Regions from separate parts of the Homo sapiens genome. Here region 1 is linked to region 2. Evidence: chromatin loops called from intact Hi-C (ENCODE). Cell type or tissue: PC-9. All regions are shown on one strand.

What was found. Peaks named below come from ENCODE experiments on the same cell type or tissue, not always from the same donor. Only the 100,000 strongest peaks of a DNase experiment are listed, where the experiment ranks them.
Region 1: it touches region 2 in a loop (2.5-fold over the local background); 2 of 110 quality-filtered maps call a loop at or near these places.

What each region holds. Positions count from the first base shown.
Region 1 is chr2:235,316,004-235,324,003 of GRCh38, reverse strand. No RefSeq gene overlaps it. Among named protein-coding and RNA genes, the nearest start is that of AGAP1, 170 kb to the left of the region's middle. In PC-9, no CTCF peak of the experiment used is centred here; a DNase peak (open chromatin) is centred at 3,463.
Region 2 is chr2:235,166,542-235,174,541 of GRCh38, reverse strand. No RefSeq gene overlaps it. Among named protein-coding and RNA genes, the nearest start is that of SH3BP4, 220 kb to the right of the region's middle. RefSeq lists a silencer at 2,859-3,045. In PC-9, a CTCF peak has its summit at 3,459; DNase peaks (open chromatin) are centred at 2,591, 2,951, 3,491 and 4,321; H3K4me3 peaks cover 649 bases; H3K27ac peaks cover 3,321 bases.

The sequences.
Region 1 (8,000 bases), 150 kb before region 2:
GAGCTTGGACTTGTGGGCAACCGATAGTGCACTCTTGTCTTTTTGGAACTTTTATCACATTTTCTGAATACATGTAAGTTATGTTCATGGTTTTTTAAAAATGGGGCCAGTAAAGAATAAAGACAGCATAAGGAGGACATTAAAGTGAACTGTAGTCCTCCCAACCTCCTTTAAAATGCTGATGTCTGTCCTTCCAGACTGCTTTCCAGAAAAGAAAGGCAGATTATGAAGGAAGTGCCAATTATGGGAAGAGCAAGCCCCTACCCACAACCCTGGGGGTACTGTACCCGTCAGGAATGGAACTCTCAGAAGTGTATGAAATTGCACAATATAAGGCATGGACTCATGGACTTATTTATGCTGCAAATGTGTAAAAATTGTTAAAAAAGAATTACTTCAGGATAAAAAATAAAATCCTGCTGCTGCTCCCAAATCATCACCTCTCCCCAAATGTTTTAGCTGTGATACCGTAGATAGTATATATGTTTTTTTTTTTTACTTAAGATTATGCAGAGTATACTGTTTATTACCTACTTTTCTTACTAAACTACAAATTATGAACATTGCCCCATGTCATTACAAAATTTTTTTTAAGAGATAGGGGTCTTGCTCTTGTCACCCAGTGGTGCAATCATAGCTCACTGCAGCTTTGGACTCCTGAGCTCAAGCAATCCTCCTGCCTCAGCCTCCCAAGCAGCTAAGACTACAGGCTTGAGCCACTGTGCCTTGCTCAAATTTTTTTATTCGCTGTATATACAAGGATGAAGAAGATAAGCTGGTAAGTCAAATCAACTGGGTTTGAATTCTGGTTCTCAGAATTACTAGCAATATGTCCTTAGGTGAGTTAATTGACATCTCTGTGCCTTATTCCGTCCTCTGAAAAGAAAAAAGATAATGCTAGCATACACCTCATAGAGTTGTTGTGGGAAGCTGAAACCAAGTGCTTTCAGTTTGCAAAGCAATGCCCAATACATTCTATTATTATTTTTCTTTTAATGTAAATTTTAATGGCTGCTTAGTAGCCCACCACATAGATATTCTACAAATTATTTTACCATCTGTGAATTTTGTGTTTCCATTTATTTGCCACTATAAAAATGATATGATGAATAACTTTTTTTTTTTTTTTCCTGAGACAGAGTCTTACTCTGTTGCCCAGGGTGGAGTGCAGTGGCGCCATCTTGGCTCATTGAAAATCCTGGCTCCTGGGTTCAAGTGATTTTTGTGCCTCAGCCTCCCGAGTAGCTGGGACTACAGGCGTGCACCAGCGCATCTGGCTAATTTTTGTATTTTTAATAGACATGGGGTTTTGCCATGTTGGCCAGGCTGGTCTCAAACTCCTGACCTCAGGTGATCTCCCTGCCTTGGCTTCCCAAAGTGTTGGGATTACAGGCGTGAACCACTGTGCCTGGCCAATGTAATGAATATCTTAGTGCCTACCACTTAGACAAAATTCCTAGATTTATAATTTTTTTGTTTTTTTATTTTGTTTCTCCATATATAGTGAACTATGGAAGTGGACTTTTTGCAGCATAATTTTCATTTATAATGCAGTCTAGATAAAGTTCAAAATAGTCAAGTGGGGTGGGTGTTTGTTGCATAGGCTTGCTACTTCGATGTATATAAGAAAATACACTCATCATTATCAACCAAACAGAACTACTTGTGATGCTTGGGATATCCTACTTGTCCTCAGACAGTGAGTGCGTAGATAACTCTCTGGAGAAGGGGTGACTTGGTGGAGCCAAGTGTTTGCCACTGGGGTCACACCTGGGCTCTGTCTTCATCCCCTCTTCCACGGGGTCTCTTCTTCCAGGTCCCAGGCACTAAATCTTGGATTTCAGGCCTGCATGGCCGTCTTCTTGACTGTGTGGACCCCACCGGGCACTGCCGTATCTCTCTGGCCCTCATGTTACAGGACAGGGGTCCCGATCCAGACCCCAAGAGAGGGTTCTTGGATCTCATGCAAGAAAGAATTCAGGGCGAGTCCATAAAGTGAAAGCAAGTTTATTAAGAAAGTAGAGGAAGAAAAAATCGCTCCTCCGTAGACAGAGCAGCCCCGAGGGCTGCTGGTTTGTATGATTATTTATTGATGATATGCTAAACAAGGAGTAGATTATCCACGCCTCCCCTTTTTAGACCATATAGGGTAACTTCCTGTTGTTGCCATGGCATTTGTAAACTGTCATGGCGCTGGCGGGAGTGTAGCAGTGAGGATGGCAAGAGGTCACTCTTGTCGCTATCTTGGTTTTGGTGGGATTTGGCCGGCTTCTTTATGGCACCCTGTTTTATCAGCAAGGTCTTTATGACCTGTATCTTGTGTCAACCTCCTATCCCATCCTGTGACTTAGAATGCCTTAACCGTCTGGGAATGCAGCCCAGTAGGTCTCAGCCTCCTTTTACCCAGCTCCTGTTCAAGATGGAGTTGCTCTGGTTCACACGCCTCTGACACTCACAACACACCTGCTTAGCAGGACTCCTTTCCCCAGGCTTCTCAAGGCTTTTGTGATTTCGTCCTCCTCTGCCCACCAGGAGGGATGAGAAGGAGCCAGGTCTGAAATGGCAAGGGGAAAAGGGTTCCAGGCGTTGGAAAGAGCAGGAGGGAGGCAAGACCAGGTACAGAAGAGGGACTTTGTGGCTGGACACACAGGCAAATGCCACGGCTTCAGGGGGAGGCAGCACCCCCACAGCCCCCGCACTGGCCAGCAGGGAGCCATCAGGCCACCTGGCTTCCTTCTCCCTAGAGGAGTTTGCTTTTCATGCCTTTCCCAAGTGTCTCTTTAACTCCATTTATCTACAACTCGGCCCTGCATTGCAGTTATGGCTAATTCGTCCACGAATCAACCAAACCAAAGGTTAGCATTTTAAAATCAGGTTTGAGTTGTAATTCAATACAAAATATAAAAGGGAGAGGAGCATAGGCCCTTCGCAGAGCCAATCCCTGCTACTTCTCATGGATCCCGTGTATTTGAGATGTCAGGGACATCCTGTCTCCATTGGTTTTGCAGCCACTGTGACTGGCTCCCAAGCCCACCTCCTCCCTGAAGCAGCAGCACTCGCCCTTCATCCAGCCATACAGTCCCCCTTCTATACCTGGAGATCCCGTCTCCCTCCTGCTGTTTGCTCTGTCATTTCATATGTGGCTCTTTCTCATCCCTCCAGGTTCATCTCAAGTGCCACCTCCTCAGAAAGGCCCTCCTTGACTGCCCTCTAAGAGCAGTCCCTCCGTAGTCACCGTGAGGTTACTCTTCTTGTATAAAGGATATGTAGGAAATCATCTGAAAACATCATGTTTTAGGTGGGTCCTCCCCAATGGACTGTAAACTCAACAACGGCAGGGAGCTCGTTGTCTTTTTCCTAGGGCTGTGTCCCATGCAACAAATATCTGCAGAGCGAATGTAGGTGCGCAAGCTAGTAGCTTTGCGGTGGAACAATACAAAAATGACTCACATCTATAATCCCAGCACTTTGGGAGGCCTAAGCGGAAGGATCGCTTGAGCCCAGGAATTCAAAGCCAGCCTGGGCAACATGGCCACACCCTGTCTCTACAAAAACATACAAAAATTAAGTGGGTGTGGTGCTATGCACTTGAAGTCCCAGCTAATCAGGAGGCTGAAGTGGGAGGATTGCTTGAGCTCGGGAGGTGGAGGCTGCAGTGAGTAGTGATTTTGCCGCTGCATTTACCTGGGTGACAAGAGTGAGAGCCTGTCTGAAAGAAAGAAAGAAGGAAAGAAAAAGAAAGAGACGATGTTGGTTTCCTATAAGAAATTACAGCAAACTTAGCTTAACCAACACAAATTTATCCTTTTTCAGTGCTGGGTCAGAGGTCTGCAAATAGGTCTTACAATGGGGCTGGTTCCTTATGGAGGCTGGAGGATGGAGTCTGTGTCCTAGCCTTTTCCAGCTTTCTTACCTCTATCTCCATCTTTCTCTACCTTTCCTCCTGATCAGGTGTTTCCTGGGGTAGAGAGGGGAGAGGGGCTGGATTTTGCTCAGAAATATTGGTGATCTCTGTTAAGTCTCCATTGCCTCCTGGGCTAACTCTATGTCATTCTCTGGCTTCCCATGATGCCACCTATGTTTTCCCAGGAAGCAGCTAGTTGTGGGTTTTGCTTTCTGGTGGGTGACCCAGCGGCCCCCTCACTGTGCAGAAACAACTGGGGAGGTTAATCAATTCTCTGGCTATGCTGATCCCTGGAGGCTGCCTGTGATTGTTGCGGAAGGCTGAACAGTAGGACTACATGGCCGGGCTAGGCCCACAGAGTGCCTTCTTCCCCATAGCTTTGCCTAGGAGGCTGTGGAAGGCTGCAGTGCCCACCTAGGGCCATCTGTATACGTGTCATTTGAACAGCAACAAGAAAGATCGCTGTATACCTAGATTATTGACATCAGAAATGACAAAATGTATCATTGATAGCTTTGAGGACATGAAACCCAAAAAGAAAAGCAGAAAAATGTACGCTTGTTTCAGGGAAATTTACAATAAGAAGGAGTAGGCAGCTGTTGCCTTTACTGCAAATTCCACAGGGCATGGGGCGTGGATTTCTTTTCTCCACGGCACTTATTTCTTTCAATGTACAATGTGGTTTACTTATTTATTATTATTACCTTATCATAAATGCAAGCTGCTCAAGGCTAGGTTCTCCCCTCCCCCATAGATTAATCCCAAGCACCTAGAAGAGTGGATGGTGGATACTCAGTAAATATTAATACAGTGAATAAGTATGGGTGGGTGAGTTTCTCAGAAGCTGTCAGGTGACACGGATTTAAAGAAAACAAAGCTCTTACCACCTGCCTGGCCCTTATAAAGGTGTGGCAGTTTTCAGAAAAAAAGCGAAGCAGGAATGTAAGGAAACAATCTAGTAGAGGAATCCTCACTGGAACATCAAATACAACTGTATACAATTAGTTACTCTTGCATGGATTAACTGATCCACAGTCCTATGAAGAAACCCTTACACCATGAGCAGGGCAGGTATGCAATTCACAGTTCACCCAATTTGATGTTAGGTTAATTTCTCGCATAGCTGTCATTGATCTCCTGGGAACAGATCTTCCTACTGTAATACTATTTCTAGGATAAAATCAGTTACCACTAAACTTTGACTCCTCACAATTGGCTCCAATGTGAAACTCTGCTGCAGGATCTAATTCACTTTTTTTTTTCTTTTGTGACAGAGTTTCGCTCTTGTTGCCCAGGCTAGAGTGCAATGGTGCGATCTCAGATCACTGCAACCTCCGCCTCCTGGGTTCAAGCGATTCTCCTGCCTCAGCCTTTTTAGTAGCTGGGATTACAGGTATGCACCATGACACCTAGCTACATTTTTTTTTTTTTTGTATTTTTAGTAGAGACGGGGTTTCACCATATTAGCCAGGCTGGTCTCGAACTCCTGACCTCAGGTGATTTGCCCACCTCAGCCTCCCAAAATGCTGGGATTACAGGCCTAAGCCACTGCGCCTGGCCTCTAATTTACTTTTTAGCTCTTCTATGGAGGTTTAATAACATTGTTAGTGAAAGCTAATTTCTCGCTTCAGACCTATCCTTGTTTATTTCAGAGTCTAGTTCTTTTCTTGTAATTTTGACTCCTCTTACTGTTGATTGTGTCTGTGGTTTGATGTGGGATATTGAAGTGCTCATTGCTGAGTGTCTGTTATGGAAGATTGCTTTATGGTTTTTGGATCCCAAACTCATGTTAAGTGTTGTTGTTTTTTTTTCTTTTTTTCCTGTGGAATTCATGAGGTTTTCTGTTTTTCTTCCTCCTGCTTTACTGAAATATAATTGACAAAATTGTATATATTTAAGGTGTACCATGTAGTGATTTGATACGTGTACACACTGTGAAATGGTGACCACAATCAAGTTAGTTAACACATCCATCACTGCACATAGTTACCTTTGTGTGTGTATGTAGATCTTGCTAAAAGATCTATTCTTTTAGCTAATTTCAATGGTGTGCATTAACTATAGTCACCATGTGATATGGTGTGGCTGTGTCCCCACCCAAATCTCATCTTGAATTGTAATCCCCATAATGCTCACATATTGAGGGAGGGAACTGGTGGGAGGTGATTAGTTCATGGGGGTGGTTTCCTCTATGCTGTTCTTATGGTAGTGAGTGAGTTCTCATGAGATCTGATGGTTTTATCAGCATCTGGCATTTCCCCTGCCACACACTTCTCCTTCCTGCCACATTGTGAAGCAGGTGCCTTGCTTCTTCACCTTCTGCCATGATTGTAAGTTTCCTGAGGCCTCCCCAGCCATGTGGAACTGTGAGTCAATTAAACCTCTTTCCTTCATGAATTACCTAGTTTCCGGTATGTCTTTATAGCAGCGTGAGAATGGACAAATACACCATGCTGTAATTAGATCCCTAGAATTTATTTATTCAGTTAGTTATTTTTTTGAGATAGAATTTCACTCTTGTTGCCCAGGCTGGAGTGCAACGGCATGGTCTCGACTCACTGCAACCTCCGCCTCCTGGGTTCAAGTGACTCTCCTGCTGGGACTACAGGCATGCACCACCACGCCTGGCTAAAATTTTGTATTTTTAGTAGAGACGGGGTTTCACCATGTTGGCCAGGCTGGTCTCGAACTCCTGACCTCAGGTGCCACCAGCCTTGGCCTCCCAAAGTGCTGGAATTACAGGTGTGAGCCACTGCACCCAGCCCAGAATGTATTAATCTAACTGAAATAGACCATTTTACCAATATTCCCCCATTTTCCCCACCTCCCAGCCATAGGCATCCATGGGGTTTTTTTGTGCCTCAGGTGTGTCACTGCTCCTGCATTATTATTATTTTTAACCATTAACTTCACAGCTTGGAGTTTCCTGTGACTATGAAATCAAACTCCAAACCGGCAGGAGGCAAAGGTGGTGTTTTATTTTTGAAGGGAGGCATTTCTCCTGTCCCAGATTCTAGCGAGTCACAGGCTTCCTGCTTCTTTTCTTGGGCTGGTCAGCACATTTTTTTTTCTAGCTCCACATGAAAAGCCCTGACGAAGCGTGGATCTCCACTCTCCCATTTCACCTCCTGCATAGACTCACCTAAGCTTGTCCTCTGTGGCTGGGTTTGTCTCCATGCCCCCACCCACCACACTCCATCCCTTACCCAGCACTATTGTTCCTGACCTAACTAGGCATTGTTGTTTTTCATTTTAGTTCTATTTTTTCCTGCCTTTTTAGTAGAAGGATTTTCACATTCATTTTGTCAAGCATCTTGCAAGAAACAGAAGTACCTTTAGTTTACATCCCACTATCCCCTCTCTTAGATGCAATAACTGAGGAAGGTGGGGAATGGATCTTCTCGGTGTCTTTTTCTCTTATTGTTGTAGCATCAGAAGCCTTGACCTTATCTCATTGCAGTCTATTACTATAACCCTACAGCAGTGGTTCTTGGCTTAGGATGATTTTGCCCCCCAGGGTTCAATCAGCAATGTCTGAAGACAGTTTTAATGTTGGGACTAGGGGGCTGCTGCTGTCATCTGGCCTGTCGGATGCCACTAGACATCCTATGATGCCCAGGAGGATCCCACAACAAAGAATTATCTGGTCCCAAATGTTCGGAGCGCCACAGTTGAGGAACCTGGTCCTAAAGGAATGGCTCTTTCTTTCTTTCTCTTTCTCTTTTTAAGTAGAGATGGTATCTTGCTATCTTGCCCAGGCTAGTCTTGAACTCCTGGCCTTAAGCAATCCTCCTGCCTTGGCCTCCCAAAGTGCTGGGGTTATAGGCATGAGCCACCGCACCTGGGCGGCACTTTCTTAATTATTAGTCATCACTGCGTGTGGTATTCTCTGTCTCCTCCCTGGCCCCAGCCATCCTTCTCACTCCTCTGCTCTGAGATCCCTCCCAGATCCACAGCTTCCGTCTCCCTGCCTGCTGGCTTCCTGTTGGCTTGGGTATTTGGGAGGCACTAATGATTGACTATTGAAGCAGGGAGAGATATCTGAATGTTTCTTTCCAGGCCTTATTTTGGTGATGGCTGTATCCCTGCGTGTCTG
Region 2 (8,000 bases):
AAATAGAAGCTGAAGCGGCCAAGAAAATCTCACAGGCAAGGCTCGATCGCTCACTCACCGGCCCAGAATGTGTCCTGGCATAACCATTGCCAGGCCCCTGGAATCCTGAAGAGTTTAAAGAATTCCAGGAGGCAGCCACATAACAGAGATGCAGAATAAACTCCAAATCAGCCACCTCCGAAGGGATGAGGGTGCTGCTTCCAAGGCCCTCAACCCCAGCTCCCAGAAGGATAGGGGGTTTTTATGTTTTCTTCTCAGACTCCTTCCTTAAATTGTCTGTAAAACTAAAGCAGCCGAGACATTTTCTCTTAAATGAGTTAAATGGGCCAACATTAATAATAATCACTAATATTCGTTCAGCACCTTTTTCTACTAGGCATTGTGATAAGCTCTTTCTACATCCCCCTGTAGCTCAGTTAGAGCCAAAGTCTTCCATAGAACCTAAGAGCCCATGAGACGGTCCCTACCCCTCTGCCTCCTGACCTCCTCCCCAGTCCTTGTCGTCCTCGGTCCTCAGACACACAGATCAGCTCCTCCTTCAGGGCCTTAGCACTTGGGCTGGCCTCTGCCTGAACAGCTCCTCCCAAATTCTCAATCCACACAGCTCCCTCTCACCACCTCCGGGCCTCCCCATGGACACCTACTCCTTAGAGGAGTGTTTCTTGGCCTTGGGCATAAAATCGTCCCGCCAACCCTGTTGTTTTGTGGGGTATTGATCATCTTCTGACACCTATTGATGTGTGCCCTGGAAAGGTGAGGGTTTGTCTTTTTTATGCCAAGTTTCTATATTTAAAACCGTGGCTGTCCAAAGAGGATATACAGAAGGCCAATAAGCACATGAAAAGATGCTCAGTGCCACTCATCATCAGAGAAATGCAAATCAAAACCTCAATGAGACACTACCCCACCCACTAGGATGGCTATAATAAAACAAAACAAAAACCTGAAAATAACAAGTGTTGGCAAAGATGTGGATAAATTTGAATCTTTGTGCACTCTTGGTGGGACAGTACAATGTGCCACCACCATGGAAAATAATATGGAGGTTCCTAAAAAATTCAGCATGGATCCACCAAATGCAGCAATCCCACTTCTGGGTATACGTCTGAAAGCATTGGAAGCAGAGTCTGAGAGAGATGTTTGTACACCTATGTTCACAGCAGCATTATTTATAATAGTCAGACTTTAGCAGCAGTCCAAGGGCCCATCAGCAGATGAATGGCTGAGCAAGATGTCTTAAGTACACACAACGGAATACTCTGCAGCCTAAAAAGGAGGGAAATCTTGTGACATGCTGCCACATGGATAGACCTTGAGGACACTAAGCTGAGTGAAATGAGCCAGCCACAAAAAGACACACACTGTATGATTCCACTTACATGCGCTATCTAAAGTAGCCAAGGCAGGGCGCATGGCGCCTGCCTGTTATCCCAGCACTTTGGGAGGCCGAGACAGGAGGATTGCTTAAGCCCAGGAGTCTGAGACCAGCTTGAGCAACAAAGTGAGATCCCTGCCTCTATAAAAAATGGAAAAAAAAAATATTAGCCAGGCATGGTGGCATGTGCCTGTAGTCCCAGCTACTCAGGAAGTTGAGCTAGGAGGATCACTTGAGCCTGGGCAGTAGAGGCCACAGTGAGCTATGATCGCATCGCTGCGCTCCAGTTGGGGAAACAGAGTGAGACTCTGTCTCAGAAAACCCCCAAAACAATACATAAATAAATAAAGTAGTAGTAGTCAAGTATATAGATACGGAAAGCAGAAAGGTGGTTGTCAGGGGCTGTGGGGAAAGGAGAAAAGGAAATTGTCGCTCAGTGGGTATAAAGTTTCCTTTTTGCAGGATGAAAATTTTCTGGAGATGTGCTGGGGTGCACTTGGTACCTGGATCCTGGATCATGGTGGATGAGAAGTGTCCTCCAAGTCACCTTCCTACTGCAATGTGGTGCTTCTGGTCTGGAAGAGAGATGACCCTGAGTCCCTCCCTATGTCCACGCCTAGGCCCCCTCCAGGGGTGGAGAGTGACAACAGAACAAAGTCCTCTCCCACTGAGGCACACCACTCCTGTTCCAGGGAAGGGAATATAGGGCTTCAGGGCAGGGAAGGGAAATGGACAGGGCCGAGGATACCAAGGGGCAGTGAGCTGGGAGCCCGGAACCCATCCCTCATGAGAAGAGAAATGGTGACACCGGAAGCGAGCAGGCCCAGGACCCTGAACCGCACTCCATTGTCCCATCAGACTTTACTCACAAAACACTAATTCAGAGAGAAAATGATCTAGAAGTTTAAGACAGTGATCCCAGAGTGTCAAACGGCAAGCAGGGGCTCTTCTGGGTGGGACCCTGAGCAATGACCCCAGTCTCATATCTATGAAGCCAGCCCTGTGTGGGGGATGCTAAGAATCTCTGAAGGGTATTTGCTGGACATTAAGACTTTTCTGACCACCCCAGACCTGGCTAGAATCCTAGCCAGGGCAGGAACCTGGTCATTTGTGTCACAGAGCCCCAGTAATTCTCATGACTGGACAACTTTGGGAAGCACAGCCCACATGCCTGCTTCCTTGCCGAGGGAGTGGCAGGAAATACCGCCTGTGCCTAGGCAATCATTCTGTTATGTTTGTGACCCTGACCCTTACAGTCTGATTAGACCAGAGACAGGTACATGGTTCAAGAACAGATAACCTATAGGCTGGCTGACACCCTATTATGTAGCTTCACACAAAAAAGCTCTGCCAAACAGAAGCAGTGGCGATTGTTCACTCCAATTAGAGTGGTTTTTATCAAGATTGCAAACTGAAACTGGGAGCAGATGGAGAAGGACAGACAGACACACACACACACACATACACACACAGACACACACAGAGAGAGAGAGAGGAATTAGCTGAGTCATGTTGATGATAGAGCAACAGGGTCAGGATGAGTAGACATCCCCTCGTGAGAAGACATTCTCCAGACCTCTTGGCTGGTAGTTCAGCCATTGGGCTCCTAGGACCCTAGGACCATTGCTCAGAGCCTAACGTGATTTGTTCTCTTGGCAAAATGGCCTGATGTCAAGGCCATGCCATCCTTATTTTCAAGAGTTTTCTTGCCTCTTGTGATATAACCTGAGTGATTTTATTCTTGCAACAAGAAAGGATCATTTTCATTTGTCAGATGAGAAAACTGAGGTTCAGGTTGCTTAGGTAACAGGCATGACGTCATGAAGATACGCTGATGCCAAAGGTCAGTGTGGGCTGCCTCCTGAAAGATGGCAATACTTAGAATGTTGATCACTGGTGGGGGAGGAGGGGTGCAAAATGAGAGGCAGAGCAGAAAAGAGGTCCCTGAATGTCACTGGTGCTCCTACCTGAGGCCAGAAGCAGATCAATACCCTAGCTTCACCTGCATCCGGGTCAGATTGGCACAGGCGACAGGGCTCCTTCTTCTCTGACACTGTTTGCTGGCTGCAAGCCTCATCTCAGCCTCCTGGGGTGCTGTACGGATGTTATAATAGCCTGAGGCAATGACAGCTGCAGTCCTGGTGAAATAGCTGAGAAGGAATTTGCTTGTTCCTTTCTGGTGATCAAAAGAGAGAGAAGGCAGTCCCCCAGGCTGAGACAGTGGGTGGGGACCCACGTTGTGGCACCTCCCAAACAGGCCGAAGGGGAGAGAGCCAGCATTTTCTATGGGGCAAAGTCTTGTACACCCTTTCCTTGCTGCTCCAACTTTAATCGCCTTTATGGTTAATGCACACAGATGCCCAGGATCTTTGCAGAATTATTCATTCTCTGCAACTTTCCTCCTGGGGGTTGGCAGGAACTGCTTGGTTTGATTTTTATAACATTCTTAACTGTAAATGCTGTGGCCCAGGCTTCAGCAATGGAGTGGGAAGCTTGGGAAGTGATTGGTGAAATTTCTGACATAGAGCCCAGTGGGCTTGTCTTAAGACAGGATTCCTGTCAATTTCTTTGAATATCCATTCAGGGAGAGTCAACTCAGATGGAGGAGAAACACTCCTCCTGTTCCCATCTGTCATTTTTGCAAGATGTTTGTTTGTCCTAACTAATGGCTCACCTCGGGCCATCAGACATTTGTTTTTAATTTTCCTCCTTGGATTGAACCTGTTTTAGAAAACAGATTGTATGGAATATTCCAGAAGTTCACTTTTGTTCCAATAAACCAAAATATTCAGTCTATAAGGGATAACGTTTAAAAGATTCAATGCCCTTGGGAAAAAAAGTTGCTGAGTCAGAACTTGCAGTCTTTAAAATTTGTCTTAGGCTGCCTTTGCAGACTGAGTGACAGCATTTTCCTTGTCATAAGTCTCAGATTTCTAGGACAGAGGTAAAGGGATATGACTAAGAAAGGAGACTGCTCATCACTTTTTAATTCACAAGAATGAGCACAGAGTTTCCATTTCCGCTGGCTAAATTGAGTATGTCACTGGGGAGCATATCATGACTTGGTTGCATGGGGCTGCAAGAAGTAGCTTAATTCGGCCTCACCCACCAAGGCAGAAGGCCTGTCCTGCTCACTGCCTCAATTCCACTGAGTAGAGGACCTCCTTCAGCTGCTCAAGGGCCCAGCAGGTTGGAGGTTCCCCAGAAGTCCCCGCTGTTCCTCCAAGTGTGAGGCACAAGTTCCAAGTGAAAGACAGACAGAGGGTTTGTAAGCAGTGGGCCCCTGTGCTGTGATGGGCATGACTATCTGGGAAATAGAGCTTCCCTGTCCACACTTGCCAACCAGTCTCCTCTTGGCTGTAGTATTAAGGACAGCAAATGATCGTTGTTCAGCCAAAAGTTCTAATAGCCTGGAAGGTAGGGTACACTGACTTCCCAAGTCCCTGGCCAAGTCCTTTCTCAGCAATTTAAACCCAAATTTAAAACCAGGCCAAAATTTTGATCACTCAGCCGAACTGTACCTGATGTCTGTAGACTTTTTGAAGGTCTACTTCAACCAGTTTGTTGCAATAGTGGTGAAGTCTAAAATGCAATTGAGGGCCTTTCATGCATCATTGTCCTGGTGTAAATGTTAATAGCACTCACAAACTGTCCCACTTTTGATGACAAATTAAGTGGCTCCTCCAAGAGATGAAAGAGGATAGAAACCATAGGGTTTCTAAACCACCTTGCATGAAGGAAAAGACACTCCTTCACATAATCACCTCACCATTGCCACCATCACCATCATCACCACTACCATGACCATGACCACCATCACCATCATGATCAGCACAACCATCACCATCATCACCATTCACCATCATCACCATCACCACCATCATCACCACCACCATTACCATCAACTCACCATCGTCTTCACCATTATCATCATCACCATGGTCACTAACCCTCCTTACATTCAATGCAGTTTAGAAGGTGTTATCTGGTATTCTGACCTGATTTTATCTTTACAACATGCTGTAGGCAAGACAGCAGGGACAATTATGCCATTTGACAGGAGGGAAGGCTAAAACTCAGAGAGACGAAGCTACTTCCCTGCTCAATCTAGACCTCAAAGAGGTTTTCCCAGGGTGTGGCTCTTGCCCTCATGCTAGAAAGTGTTTGTCAGGCTAACAGTGAGGAGAGAGAGAGACAGCACGCGTGTGTGTGGCCTGTGTGCTCAAGCAGGTGTTTGAGGAGGAGAAACACATTCCAAGCAAAGGGAAGAGGTTGGCAACATAAGCCAATACTGTGCACTTTCAGATAACTGCTGTTTCTGCCTGGCCACTCCTTCTGAAGTCCTCTCGGGTCATGTGGCATCCTCTTCAAGCCCTGTCATGGTCTCTGTTCCCAGAGAAGGCAGAGTAGACTCTGCTTAGCATGGCCCCAGCGGCCCTTCCCCATCTGGCCCTGCTGCCTTCCTGGCCCCATTCAGTCTTCCCCAACCCCCTTCTTTAAAGCCTCTGTAACGCCTCTCACTGCTCCTTGAGCTGCTCTTAAACCCACAAGGGCTGTTTTCCTGCACATTATGCCTCAGCTCTTGCCTCCTCCTAAATGCCTTGCAAATCCCTTCCTGCTTGTCTGCCACCTCCTCCATGAGGCTTTGCTGTCAAGTCCTCCTCGGTGCCCTGCTGCACCCTGAGAATGCTTCCATTCTGACTGTGCTTGTCCTTTGTGTGCTGCAGCAGGGCTGTCAGCCTGAGCTGTCCCCTCAGCTGACTGTTTTCCAGGACCTGACATGAAGGAGCAGTCTTGGGAAAGGGCGGGGCTGTCTCTGCCTCGGGTGCTAAGGGCCACCCTGGGATAAGGCTCATGCTGTTTCCTCTGCTGGGGATGAGCCTAACCTCCACTGACAGGGAAAATGGGTGGACTTCCTATAGCTGCCTTTGGGTGGAGGAGAGGCCAAAGAGCCTATAGGAAGAGAATTTCCTTTAAGGGGAAAGGAGCCAGGCAGGATGACCTGGACCCACTGACAGCATTTTGGTTGTCAATAGGAAGGAGAGATTCTGAAAACAGCATCCTGGAAGTTAACTGAGCCCTCAAGGGCTCCTCCTGAACCAGTATCCTGGAGGAAGAGGACCACATGTGCAACCGAGTGAGCGGTGTGGTTGGATTAGTCTGCTGAGGCTGCCACAGAGTACTGCAAACTGGGTGACTTGAACAACATCCATTCATTATCTCGCAGTTCTGGAGACTCAAGTCCAACTTTAAGGTGTCTCCAGGGTTGGTTCCTTCTGAGGCTGTGAGGGAGGGTCTGTTCCAGGGCTTTCCTTGGCATGTGACAACTGTCTTCTCCCTGGGTCTCTTTACATCCGCTTTCTTCTATCCCGGTGTGTCTCTGTATCCAAATTTCTAGACACAGAGACAGATGGGGATAGGACCCTAGTCATATTGGATTTGGGCCCACCCTACTCTGGGATGACTTCTTCCTAGCTGAGATGATTGTAACTGCAATGACCCTCTAACGAAATACGGTCACATTCTGAGGTCCTGGGGGCTAGGACTGCCACATATGAATTTTAAGGCAGCATAATTCAGCCCATAACAATCACTGAACTCTGTGACATACTGGGACCCCAACAGCGCTTCTCCAATGCGGTGTACTATGATGGGGTGTATACAGGCACCACCACATCCGGCTAACACACCACTCCAGGCCATCAGGCAGCCCAGGCACAAGTAGCCTCCAGGAGAAAGCCGCTGAATCACGAGGACTGGCAAGGCCCCTGCTGTGCCCTGCAAAATGGCTCTTACTGGCCCTGAGCCATAGCAGGGACCTTGGTGCCAGGAACACAAGCCTAGCAGAGTGACAACAGGACCACACCTGCCCCATCCCTTAGCTTGGAAGTGGATGTGTTAGGAACCTCACGTGGACTCCCAGAGATTCTTGGCAGGGGGAGAGATCTTTGCAGAGGCAGAAAGGAGCCAGCATCAGGGCTATTTACAACATGCCTCCCTCTCCTACGGATTTGCAGGATGATAAAGGGGTGGTTTCTATCTTAATTCATCTTCATAACCCTAGAAACCAGCACAGCATCAATGCTTAATATATTTGTGGAGAATAAATGGGTAAATGAGATAGACAAGGCATTTTGGATCTCTGAAGGAAAATCAATGCATCAGTGAATCATTCCATTGGGCAGTGCAGGGCCCCATGGAAGATCACCCAGAAACAGGCAACACATGGCCCATTAACTCTGTCGTTTACTCAGTAAACAAGTTATTGAGTGCCTTCTCTGTGTTGGGCTCCTTTACCTGCCAGGGGTTACAAAGACGGCCTAGTCCAGACACTCGGATTAGCAATCCTGAAGAACAGATAAAACCGGAACAGAGGCCGGGCACAGTGGCTCATGCCTGTAATCCCAGCACTTTGGGAGGCCGAGACAGGAGGATCACTTGAGGTCAGGTGTTCGAGACCAGCCTGGCCCACATGGCGAAACCCCATCTTTACTAAAAATACAAAAATTAGCTGGGTGTGGTGGCACATGCCTGTAATCCCAGCTTCTTAGGAGGCTGAGGCAGGAGAATCGCTTGAACCCAGGAGGCAGAGATTCCAGTGAACCGAGATTGCACCACTGCACGC